Regions from separate parts of the Homo sapiens genome. Here region 1 is linked to region 2. A link is a contact called in ENCODE Hi-C or POLR2A ChIA-PET data. All regions are on one chromosome and are shown on one strand. The core of a region is the stretch at or near the end of the contact, and the rest is flanking DNA. Distances in the headings are between cores, read along the strand shown. Region 1 overlaps CHST3 (carbohydrate sulfotransferase 3). Region 2 has its middle 36 kb from the start of DNAJB12.

Region 1 (6,384 bases), core at 1,069-3,568, 330 kb before region 2:
CTCAGGGTAAGTTTTCTCATCCCCTTGCCTTTGATGGGGATGGTGACTATTATCCATAAGCATTATCCAGGGTTCTTCCAAAGATTAAGTACATTTATGTACATGAAGTACTTGGAACAATTCCTTGTTCACTGTGTTAACTTCTGTTACTATTCAGCTCCTCTAGGGCAGGGGCTGTGTCTTTTCCTTCCTGTTCCTAGTGCCTGGTTCCATGCTTGGCCCAGAGCAAGTCCTCAGCAAATGAATATACTTGTTTCATGTGAGCTTTTGTCACTCAGAGATTCTTTAGGTACTTTCCCAAAAGCTTGCACTCTTACAAATTTCCATCTTAGTTCTTCAAATCTTTCTTCTCCTCCTTCCTGCCGCAGAATTGCCATAGAGCAGCCTGAAGCTTGCTCTGCCCCTTGCAAAGTCCAGTGAGCCGTTCAAAGATAACCCAGATGTCCCAAGCCTCCCAGCCAGAGTGCCTGTGCTGCGCAGCTGGCGTGGTTGCCCCAGTCTCCTTCGCCCCAAGGCCATGCTTGGCCGACCCCCTGACCCGCTGAGGTTGCGCAGAGCTTTTTGGGCCCTGTAGCAGCACTGCTTGGGCACCAAGCCTTGCATGGTCTCATGGGACTCACTGCCTGCAGCCGCTAGTCCCAGCTCCCCTCCTTACCAGAACCCACACCATGTTGTCCAGCTGATGGGGGATCACATATCATGCTATTCCCTCCAGGATCCTGTCCCCTGTTTTTCTCCCCCTGCCATGAGGAGTAGCATCCTCATTTAGCCTTTCCCTCAGAAAGTCCCCACGCTTATCACTACACATGAATAGATCCCAGGAAGGTCACTTTCTCATGGTTCTGCAAAAAGCCAAACTCCAGTTGAGGTCCAGTTTGAACCCAACTAGTTCACTCCTCTGCCCTAGAAAGGCCATTTCTGCTCAATCTTACTGCCCCACCTCTACTTCCAACTTGCAAAGATCTCTTGAAACCCTGCCTCCTGTTGTGGGAGCTAGTTTTCTTTTCTTTTTTTTCCTTTTCATTACACAGTTTCATTTTGACATAACAGTAGATTCACACGCAATTTTAATAAATTGTACAGAGAGGTCTCATGAATCTGTTACCCACTTCCCCCTATGGTAACATTCTGTGAAAGCCTAGCCTAATGTCACAATCAGAATGTTGACTTCATACAGAATCCCCTGTGGTGCCCTTTTATAACTACACTCACTTCCCTCCTGCCCCCACCCCTTCCTTGACCCTTGGCAATACTAGTCTGTTCTCCATTCTTACAGTTTTGTCATTTCAGGAATGTTCTATAAATGGAATTATGCAGTGTGTAACCTTTTGTGATTGGCTGTTTTCACTCAGCACAGTTCCCTGGAAATTCATCCAAGTTATTGTATGTGTATCAGTGTTGTTTTTTTTTACTAAGTAGGTAAAACAAGGGACACAGACCTGTTCTCCTGGCATCCCTCCCTGGTTAGCAAGAGATTCAGCAGGCCGCTGCCACTCTGGCCTTGCTGATAGCTAGTGTGTGTGCAGGCAGCAGCTCCCGCTGTCTGTAAGAGCGCCAGGGTAGTGAAGTTGGGTGCTCTAAAAGTAGTGGCTCTCCATCTTTGCTGATTCTAGGTTAGAATCACCTAAGGAGCTTTAAGTAATCTTGATGCCCAGGCCACACCAATGCAATCTGAATCTGGAGGTGGCACCCAGGCCTCAGTGATTTGTAAACTTCTCTGGATGATTCTTATGCTGTCAGAGTTGAAAACCAGTCCTCTAAAACAGCCGCAGCAGATTCACAATAGCTGTGCCATCCTCCACCCATGATAGATGTCACAGAGCAATCGCAGCACTCGTATTTTCAAATACGGCGCTCCAGGCAGCCCCTTCCCATCTGTCAGCTTTGGCCCGGGGTGGAAATTGACTTGCCCTCTTAGCTGAGAAACCGTTTGGCCATGGCCATGTCCAGGTGTGCCCAGGCCCGAGGCCTGACATGTTAGGTGAGTGTCCCTGTAAGTAATGCTGGAAAGGTGGGCCCTTGACCGATAGGAATAGTTGCAGCAGGCAGAGATCGCCTGGGGCTGGTTCTATAAGATAAACCCGAAGTGGATCAGCCAGTGTCCCTCCCCTGCAGCCCAGCATGGGGAGAGATGTACCCAAGAAATACCAACCAACAGTGCCATTGGCATAGACGGGCTCTGGCTGACATTTGTTCAGACCAGCAATAATGCCCAGCCTGTGTGCAATCTTCCCAATTTTCGGAGCTCACACAGCTTCCTTGATGCTCACAACAACCCTGTGGGGCCAGCCTAAGCTCAGAGAAGTTAAATTCCTCACCCAACGTCAGCAGAGAGTAAGTGGGAGAGCTGGGACCCACTCCAAGTCTGTCCGAGTTCAGGGCCATCTGTCCAACGCTCAGAGCAGTTAGACAATTGACCTCTGTTTCCACTGGCAGACCGAGTGTAGATGGGCTCCTCTGTGGCCATAGATCAGTCAGAGGATAGCAGCAGACACATGCGGACCAAGCCTCCTGCTGCCCAAGACCCCTGTGGCCCCTCTCTCCCTAACCGCTGCTTCTCCTACAGATCTAGTGCAGAGATGTTGGACAGAACACAAGAGGTTGAAGTCAGGGCGGGAGCAGGAAAAAAAAAAAGAATAAGAAGAAAAGAGGCTGGAGTTCCTCCTTTCATCACAGGAATAAAACCCCTTCCTGCTGTCAATGGGACCATTAAGTGGGAGTTTGAGGAAGCTCCAGAGGATTCAAATTCTGTTGCCACTGTATAGAAACAGAGGAGACCGACGCAGTGACTCACATCTGTAATCCCAGCACTTTGGGAGGCTGAGGCGGGCAGATCACTTGAGGTCAGGAGTTCAAGACCAGCCTGGTCCGCATGGTGAAACCCTGTCTGTACTAAAAATACAAAAAAATTAGCTGGGCGTGGTGGTGCCTAACTGTAATCCCAACTACTCGGGAGGCTGAGGCAGGAGAATGGCTTGAACCCGGGAGGCGGAGGTTGCGTTGAGCCAAGATTGTGCCACTGCACTCCACCCTGGGTAACAAGAGTGAGACTGTCTCAAAAAAAAAAAAAAAAAAAGACAGAGGAAATAGAAGTAGGGTTGGAAGAAAACAGGGAGCAGAAGAAATTCTCCTCTCTGTCCTGTCCCTTACTTGATCATTCTCCAGGATCAGAAAGCCTCCTTAGAAGGTCAGGAAGGAGGATAGAGCAAGAATTAGGGATCCTAGACTTATGCATGGAGAGTTTTTCTCTACCCGGTTATCTCAGAAATCCTGTAATGGAGCCGTCTTTCCAGAGGTGCAGAACAAAATGGGAAGCTGTGGCCATTGTGTAGCCATTGAAGGCTAGCCCATGGTCCCCTCACAGCTTCCATGGGCTTCTCCCGAGCATGTGCACGTATGATGCACCCATTGCATGTATACGTACATGCACACATTTCTGGTCAAAAGGTTGATGATTGATAAAACTGACAAAAGCTCCAAACCCCACAAATGAGCACAGCGTTTTGTAATAATGAGCATGACCAAAATGGGAAAAAATAGGGCACATGAGGGATGAGGGAAGAAAAAGGACTCCAGGGCCCAGAAGATTCCTAGGCTTCCTTAGCCACCTCCTCCTAAAGTAGGGGTAATAAGTACATGGCACATGTGCCAGCCCTTCCCCTGTGATATAGTTGGGATATTTGTCCGCACCCAAATCTCATGTTGAATTGTAATCCCCAATGCTGGAAGTGGGGCCTGGTGGGAGGTGTTTGAGTCATGGGGGTGGATCCCTCATGGCTTGGTGCTGTCTTCCTCATAGTGAGTTCTTGCCAGATCAGGTCATTTAAAAGTGTGTGGCACCTCCCCATTCTCTATCTCTCATTCCTGCTTTTGCCATTTGAAGTGCCTGCTCCTGCTTTGCTTTCCGCCATGATTGAAAGCTCCCTGAGGCTTCACCAGAAGCCAAGCAGATGCCAGCACCATGCTTCTTGTACATCCTGCAGAACCAAGAGCCAATTAAACTGCTTTTCTTTATAAATTACCCAGTCTCAGGTATTTCTTTATAGCAGTGCAAAAACAGCCTAATACACCCTATCTATACACACAGCAGACATCACTACTCAACTGCCATGTTCTTTCCCACAGAAAACAAGCCTGATCTCAGGATTCTTCTCATCAAAGTGCTCCAGGCTGCCAATTACCAACCTATTAGCTTTTACTCATGAGATGAAAATGATTTGCCAGGCCGGGTGTGGTGGCTCACACCTGTAATCCCAGCACTTTGGGAGTCCGAGGCAGGTGGATCACTTGAGGTCAGGAATTCGAGACCAGCCTGACCAAAATGGTGAAACCCCATCTCTACAAAAATGTAAAAATTAGCCGGGCATGCTGGCACTCACCTGTAATCCCATCTACTCAGGAGGCTGAGGCAGGAGAATCTCTTGAACTTAGGAGGTGGAGGTTGCAGTGAGCTGAGATTGCGCCACTGCATTCCAGCCTGGGCGACAGAGCAAGGCTCTGTCTGACAGAAAGAAAGAAAGAAAAAGAAAGGAAGGAAGGAAGGAGAAAATAATTTGCCAGCCTCAGCTTGAGCCCAGGAGTTCGAGACAAGCCTGGACAACAGGGAAAGACCCTGACTCTCCAAAAAGCTTTTTTTAAAAATAGCGAGGTGTGGTGGCACATGCCTGTGATCCCAGCTATTTGGGAGGCTGAAGCAGGAGGATCACTTGAGTCCAGGAGGTTGAGGCTGCAGTGAGCCATGATCACACCACCGTATTCCAGCCTAGGCAGTGGAGCAAGACCCGTCCTCAAAAAGAAAAAAAAAAGTTGGAAACCTGATACAGTCACCATTTTTGTCAGGATCCCTCTTGCTTGTTCTGGGTTAGGTTCATCACAAAGCTGCTTAGATGGACTTGGTTATTCAAGTAAATATTAAGCGCTAACTGTGTGTAGGATGATGGATTGGGACACAACTCCATATGCTTTTTATTTCCATTATTTTTATAACTTTCTCTTATATTGATATTTTAGTAACATGGTAACAAATTTAAACAATAGAAGAAAGTAGAAGTTAAAAGTCAGTGACAGTTCCCACCCATTCCCCAGTTCCCTCAACCACTCTTGTCAATCTCTTCTTTCCATCTCCAAAGATATCCAGCATTTGCATGGATCCAGTCCAGTTTGTAGGCAGTTGGTAGCATGCCACGCATACTCTTGCCCTTGCTTTTATCACTCATGTCTTGAACAGCATTTTATGTCAGCCCTCCAGAACTTCCTCTTTCTTTTTAATCATTACAGAGTATTGCACTGATAAATGTACCTAACATTGAGCTAACAAGTTGCTGTTTTTTGTTTTGGTTTTGGTTTTGCCTATTAACATGCATTAATGTCATGGTTAGCCTTTTGTAATTATAATCGATTTATTGTTGTATATGTCCTTGTTGTATCCATGCAAATATATCAGCAAGATTAGTTCCTAGAAGTGGAATTCCTGGGTCGAAGAGTGTTATAGCAGTCCTTTGGGGCTGCTATAACAAATACCATACACTGAGAAACTTACAAGTAGCAGAAATTTATTGCTCATGGTTCTGGAGGCTGGGAAGTCCAAAATCAAGGAGCCAGCAGATTTGATTTGGGGAGGGCTGCTCTCTGCTTCCAAGATGGCACCTACCTGTGGCGTCCTTACCTGGTGGAAGGAGCAGACAAGCTCCCTTAGGGCTCTAATAATTTTTCTTTTTTTTTTTGACACGGAGTTTTGCTCTTGTTGCCCAGGCTGGAGTGCAATGGTGTGATCTTGGCTCACCGCAACCTCCACCTCCCACGTTCAAGCAATTCTCCTGCCTCAGCCTCCTGAGTAGCTGAGATTACAGGCATACGCCTCCATGCCCAGCTAATTTTGTATTTTTATTAGAGATGGGGTTTGTCCATATTGGTCAGGCTGGTCTCAAACTCCCGCCCTCAGGTGATCCACCTGCCTCGGCCTCCCAAAGTGCTGGAATTACAGGCATGAGCCACCATGCCCAGCCTCTAAAAAGAACACTAATCCCATTCATGAGGGCTCCACACTGGTGACCTAGTCACCTCCCAAAGGCCCTACCTGTTAATGCCAGCACACTGGGATTCGATTACAACACAAAAATTTTAGAGGGGCACAAACATTCAGCCCATAGCTAAGAGTATGCATATTTAAAACTTGTGATGGTTTGGCCAAATCATCCTTCAGAAAGGACACTCCCATGAACATTATGTATTAGGACGGGACGGGCTATGCTGTAGGAACAATTAGTCCCCCAAATCTTAGTATTTAACACAGCAAAGGCTTGTTTTTTCTCTTGCGTCACATCTGATGCAGATGGGGTGGCTCTCTAAGCAGCATCCCAGGGATCCAGGCTGCTTCCATTGTGA
Region 2 (6,156 bases), core at 3,488-5,987:
CTGTAGCCCCATTTTGTGATCTTTAGTAAGACAAGTAAACACTGAACACTAAGTGTGCTTATGCCAACCACTTTACATACATGATCTGATGGAATCCTCAGCACAGCTGATGAGGGAGTTACTGTTATTTTCCTAGCCATACAGTTAGTAGCTGACACTACAGGGAACAGACACACTTACTGTCTATGAGGATCTCTTCTAAACACTTTCCATGCATTAACTAATTTTTTGGGGAAACTGAGGCAGAGCAGGAGCAAAGCCAGTTGTCCAGTGTCACACAACTGGTGGGTGTGGACCTGAAACCACTGGAGGCTGGGTGATTCCAGAATGGAGGGTTCACCCCTGCACTACCCCCTGATTTTCCAAGTGGGGTAACAGGTTCGGAGACAGTCAGGGAAGAGAAACCAGGGTGAGATGGGTTAGTTCAGATGAGGTCAAAGGTTGCACTCTCTTCTGCTTCCTGACAAGCATAATGAGAGGCACCCATGGGAACAGAAGCTCAGACATCTGACCCTGAGCCCTCTGCCACTCTTCCTTCCTCTCCTCTGGCCCAGTTGGTCTGAACCGTGTTGTTCCAGGTCTCACGGGAGCTGCTGTGGGACACAGAATGGGCAAGAGGATTTTTGTTCACACAAGGTTGTTCCTGGAGGACCAGGCGCAGTGGCTCACCCCTATAATCCCAGCACTTTGGGACGCCAAGGCAGGCGGATCACCTGAGGTCAGGAGTTCAAGACCAATCTGGCTAACCTGGTGAAACCCCATCTCTATTAAAAATACAAAAATTAGCTGGGCATGGTGGTGCTTGCCTGTAATCCCAGCTACTTGGGAGGCCGAGGTGGGAGAATCGCTTGAACCTGGAAGGTGGAGGCTGCAGTGAGCCGAGATTGCGCCATGGCACTCTAGCCTGGGTGACAGAATGAGACTCCATCTCAAAAAAAAGAAAAAAAGGTTGCCCCTCACCTAGGCACCCCGAGAGCAGTGAAAAGCTGCCTGTTGTGCCTCCCACAGCCGAGGCTCTGTCTTGAACCTGGAAGTGAGCCAGCTGGGCCCAGCCTTGCAGGAGGCCAGGCTTCCTGTCACATTGAAGCTCTGCTGATAGCCCAAGGCCACGTGCGGCGATGGCACCTGCTGGGTGGGGATGGGTGGCCTGGTGTCAGTCCTGCACTGTCATTGTCCTTACCATCTCTGCTTTCACCTGCACCAGTGGACAAACTCAGGCACACGAGGGGCTGCTGCCATCTGTCCCTCTGCCTGGCCTCAGGCAGGATCATTAGGACTGGATCAGGAGGGAGCATCAGGCCTGGCTTCAGGGTGCCTGGCAGCATGCTCAGATATAGCACAGCACACAGGCAGGACCAGAGACCTACAGAATAGATGACCTTTAAGCAAGACTTGAATATACAATAAACCATCAGAAATCTGCATCTTACTCCTTGCGGGGAATTAGGTTGTTGTATACTGTCTTGACTTTTTCTTATGTTTACAGACATAACTATGTCTTTATTTACATACATGCATGCCCACCCATCTTTTTAGAAAATGTTTTCATGTTTTGCTAATCAATCATTCATTCTTTCCTCCTTTCCATATTTATTTATTTATTTAATTATTATTATTATTATTTTTTGAGATGGAGTCTCACTCTGTTGCCTGGGCTGGAGTGCAATGATGTGATCTCGGCTCACTGCAACCTCCGCCTCCTGAGTTCAAGAGATTCTCCTGCCTCAGCCTCCTGAGTAGCTGGGATTACAGGCATGCGCCACCACACCTGGCTAATTTTTGTATTTTTAGTAGAGACGGGGTTTCATCATGTTGGCCAGAATGCTCTCAATCTCCTGACCTTGTGATCCACCCTCTTTGGCCTCCCAAAGTGCTGGGATTACAGGTGTGAGCCACCGTGCCTGGCCTTTATTATTATTATTTTTTGAGATGGAGTTTTGCTCGTCATCCAGGCTGGAGTGCAATGGCATGATCTCGGCTCACTGCAACCTCCGCCTCCCGGATTCAAGCTATTCTCCTGCCTCAGTCTCCCAAGTAGCTGGGATTACAGGCACGTGTCACCACAACCGGCTAATTTTTGTATTTTTAGTAGAGACAGGGTTTCACCACGTTGGCCAGGCTAGTCTCCAACTCCTGACCTCAGGTGATCTGCCTGCCTCGACCTCCCAAAGTGCTGGGATTACAGGCATAAGCCACTGCGCCCGGCCCCTTTCCATATATATTTATTGATCTCTTAGTGTATGCCAGGCACCTTGGTAAGTGCTGGGTATGTGGAGATGAGGAAAACAGACATGATCTCTCCCTCATCGACCTTTCAGCCCGGTGGAGAAAGCAACTTCGAATTCTGAACTGCAGTAAGAGCTAAAGAGAGAAAACAGGAAGCTCTGAGAGTTAATAACAGGATCTCTACTCAAGTAACATTTATGTGGGGATCAATATGAGAAAGAGCCAATCATTTGAAGAGTGTAGGGAAAAGCATTCCGGGCAGAAGGAACAGCATGAGTGAGGGCACAGAAGTCTGAACATTGTGTGGGGTGTGTGGGGAAGTCTGAGGCTCTTCCTAATTACAGTGTAGGGGTGTAGTTGGGGGTTAAGCCATACAGGCAGGGTAGAATCAACGTGAGAAAACCCCAAATGCCAAGCCAAGAAATTCTGTAAGCAACGGGGGGCTACTCATGTCACTTAGTTTAGTAACAGCGGTTCTAAAGCTCCAGCCTGGAAAAGCCCAGAATATTAATGTTCAAGAGGAAATCTCTGCTTCAAATCAAAGGCTCTTTCTCCTGCTTGCTGGAAATTCAAAGCCTGCCCCGTGCCTCTGAGCCTTAGAGCCAGACAGGTTGCCTTATTACTGATTCCCTACAGAAACGCAGCCCAGAGAGGCCAAGAGATTTGCCCAAGTGAAACAGCAAACCAATGCCAAACGCAGAACCTCAAACCCCAAATGCCAGCCTTCAGCTCCAGCCCTAAACCTGTCCCCTTTCACCTGGAGATTCTTTCTGGCAGGCACTCAAAGCAGGTAGGTGAGAAAATGCCTTTTTTTTTTTTTTTTTTTGAGACCAGTCTAGCTATGTCACCCAGGCTGGAATGCAGTGGCAAGATCGTAGCTCACTGCAGCCTTGACCTCCTGGGCTAAAGGGGTCCTCCCGCCTCAGCCTACGGAGTAGCTGGGACTGAAGACTTGAAAATTAAATAAATTGCATTCTTGAAAATGCATGTTAACACGAATTTGTGGAGCACTTACTTACTAGTGCCAACTACGGTACCTGGCCTGGGAAATAGACCTGCCCCGGGAGGTAGACCTCCCCGAGGGCACTCCCAGTCCTGGAGCCCCCAAACTTCTTGAACTACAGAAATTCCCCTAGGACTCCCCTCCCCTGCCCCCCACTCCCCAAGTTGCTGAAAATCATGAGTAACAAAGCGGCCAGGAGTTTCCTGTCTTGCTGAGCTGGCTTACTCAATTTCCCTCGTTTGTCCGCTCAGACCAGACGGGGCAAAGGGCAGCCATCAAAGGTGTCTGGGACGAGCCCGGCGGGGTAATGGGCCGCTAGGGACTCAGTCTGGCCCGGGTCTCAGCCGGGGCAGAAGGCAGCCGGGCGAGGGCCGCGGGTGGGGGGCAGGGGGCCGGGGACAAGCAGCCCCGCCCAGGCCGGCGCGCTGTGTGCACAACGTGCAGGGCTGCGAAAGCGGATGCGGCCTGATGGGGCAATCGCTGGCAACGCGCCGCGGGTTGTCAGCGGGCGCTGGGGGGTGGGAGCCCGGCGCCGGCGGGCCCTGCCTCCAGCATTGGCCCCGCCCCCAGTTCCGCAGTCGTGGCTGGGTTTCGGGGAGGGCGCCCGGTGCGGGGGGCGCCCAGGGCCTGCGCACACGGGTAGGCCCGCGTGCCCAAGCCCCCTTGCAGCCCAGGCGCCCTGGCTCATTATCCATCCCGGCCACTGGCGTTCGGTTCCGCTCCTGTCGCACCACCCCCTCACTGCTCTGACAGATACCAGGAGCTGGTGCCAACCCGCAGACACACCTGGGCAGCCCCACGTGGGTATCGCACGCGCAGGGGCACATCTGCCCTGCCGGGTTTGGAGAGCAGTTGCAAGTCAGCCCCTGGAATGTGGTCCCGTGCCGGCTGGAGCAAGAACTGTGTAACCTCTCTGAGCCTCAGATAACTCATCTGTTAAATGGGGAGGATGATAGCATCACTGGGTTGTTGTCAGGATGAAATAAGATAGAGGCTATAGGGGCGGGTGTGGTGGCTCACTCCTGTAATACCAGCACTTTGGGAGGCCAAGGTGGGAGGATCCCTTGAGCCCAGGAAGTCAAGGCTGCAGTGAGCCAAGATCACGCCACTGCACTCCAGCCTGTGCGACAGTGTGAGACCTGGTCTCAAAAAAAAAAAAAAAAGGCTACAAAGTGTTATATCAGAGTCACTAGCACTCACCCAGTAAGTGATAGCCATGAAGATTCTTAAAGAGAAGGGAACTGGGAGCTACAAAGCCAGCTGGGCTCACAGGCTGCAACTGGGGCATGTCTGGGTTTCCGGCTTCTTTTTTCCTTCCCTGTATCATATTTATTTTTTCCTCAATATCACCCCTCATCTTTCACCCAGGGCCTGCAATATTCCTTCGTTCATTTGACACACATCGGTTGATATTTGTGCCTGCTGTGAGGCATTAAAAACTGCTTATCTGGCTGTGTGGCACCCGGGAACTTTCCCCAGGCCACACCAGCTACACCTGTGGCCTCCTCAGCCTGGGTTGCTGCCCTGAGTCACTGGAGTAGGTCACTTCCTCTCTCAGTCCCTCCATCTGTGCAATAGGGATAAGAGGCCTGGCTTCTCTCTAGTCTCCTGGGACTGTCAGGGGATGAGTCAGATAACGGTGGGGAAGGCGCAGAGAGGCAGAAAGCAGCTCTTACTAGAGCGGGGCCCATCTGGCTGATGCAAGGCTTGCACTTTGCATGTAACCCCAGCCGGTACAAACAGGGATGGCTCCGGGAAGCGTGAGGAGCAGGGGGAGCAGAGAAGTCCCCAACCCTACCCGACAGCCGGGGTGTGGGATCCAGACTGGCAGCTTAGGAGTCTGAGCAGCTGGGGCTCTGTCCAGGCTCTGCTTCCCCAGCTCTGCGAGCATGACAGCAGGTTCCTGACCCCTCTGATCCGGCTGCCTTTTCTGTCACTCAGGGGTTGCAGTACCTCCCTCACCTAGCTGAAGTTGGAAGTGAAGGTGGTAACTCCCAGAGGGAGTGGAGCCCTTCCGTGTTTCTGGGAGGGGTCTGAGGGCTGGCCGGGGGGGTCCGGGTGGGGGAGGTGGGACCAGACAGGAGGAAGGCAGCCCTGGCCAAAGGCTCAGCATATTCCATAGTCACCTCAGGCAGGGGGTTCTAGGGGCTCCTCCCAAAAGAGTCAGAGACCCCTGCACCCTCAGCCGACCCCAGGCATGACAGACCCCGCCTCATCCCACAGTGCACAAGGAGATCACACTCAGATCTGGGCCCCAGTCTGGCGTCTGCCCCAGGCCAGCTGCATGACCTTGGGCAGGTGATTGAATGTTTTTGGGTCTCCATTTTTCCACTTGTGAAATGGGGATAGCGATGCCTACTTTGTAAAGCTGTTGTGAGGCTGGGGGAAAATGAGAACGATATCAAGTGTTCACAGTAGAGGCCAGCACTGTTGTGAGCGGCAGCTCCTCTCCCTCCCCTCCCCTCCCCCTTTCCCTATCACAGGTGGGGCCAGGTGGAATGTCACAGTAAGTCCTTGGGATAGAAAGGTCTACTGACATATTCAAAGTGCCCCCGCCCCCAAGGTTTCTAGCCTGATACCATAAGCTTTGATGGCAAGAGCTCTGTTTGCTTGGGGACTTTATATGCATGATTGTATTTGACATATGACGAGGGCCATACGTGGCATCCATTATATAGATGGAAGCGGAGGCAGGAGAAGTCAAATAGCTTGTCTGGTCACATGGCTAGAAAGGGTGAGTGCCAGGATTTGAAACCAGGTCTTCCGGACTCCAGCTCATCCACCACACACCCCCTGCCTGCCTCTTGCTTTTGCCCTGGGTGTTCTCCTCTTTCCTGAGTGGCCTCTTATGATGTGGAGTCCCCGAGGCCAGGGACGGTCATGAGCATGGCTTCCTTGTCTTCCAGGGTGTGGCTCAAGCACACAGT

Evidence for each region. A loop is a pair of places that touch in the nucleus more often than their neighbours do. ChIA-PET counts read pairs that join two places held with the same protein, here RNA polymerase II (POLR2A). Pooled maps may share reads with other maps.
Region 1: a pooled map shows a loop between it and region 2 (4-fold over the local background). The contact joins two enhancer-like sites. A Hi-C loop is called at or near these places in 1 of 168 maps with a recorded cell type or tissue (endothelial cell of umbilical vein), 4 of 37 single-sample maps with no recorded cell type and 3 of 50 pooled maps. POLR2A ChIA-PET finds 5 or more read pairs at or near these places in 5 of 52 experiments (K562, MCF 10A, PC-9 and 2 more).

What each region holds. Positions count from the first base shown.
Region 1 is chr10:71,984,658-71,991,041 of GRCh38, forward strand. All of the region lies in intron 1 of CHST3 (carbohydrate sulfotransferase 3), which reads left to right. Among named protein-coding and RNA genes, the nearest start is that of CHST3, 23 kb to the left of the region's middle. RefSeq lists enhancers at 311-360, 421-490. Within about 2 kb of position 2,319, at least 21 of the 41 ENCODE cell types and tissues checked have a DNase peak (open chromatin) inside an H3K27ac peak, as active enhancers do.
Region 2 is chr10:72,316,059-72,322,214 of GRCh38, forward strand. No RefSeq gene overlaps it. Among named protein-coding and RNA genes, the nearest start is that of DNAJB12, 36 kb to the right of the region's middle. RefSeq lists enhancers at 3,027-3,076, 4,713-5,007, 4,757-5,176, 5,610-6,156 and a silencer at 3,427-3,986. Within about 2 kb of position 4,738, at least 41 of the 41 ENCODE cell types and tissues checked have a DNase peak (open chromatin) inside an H3K27ac peak, as active enhancers do.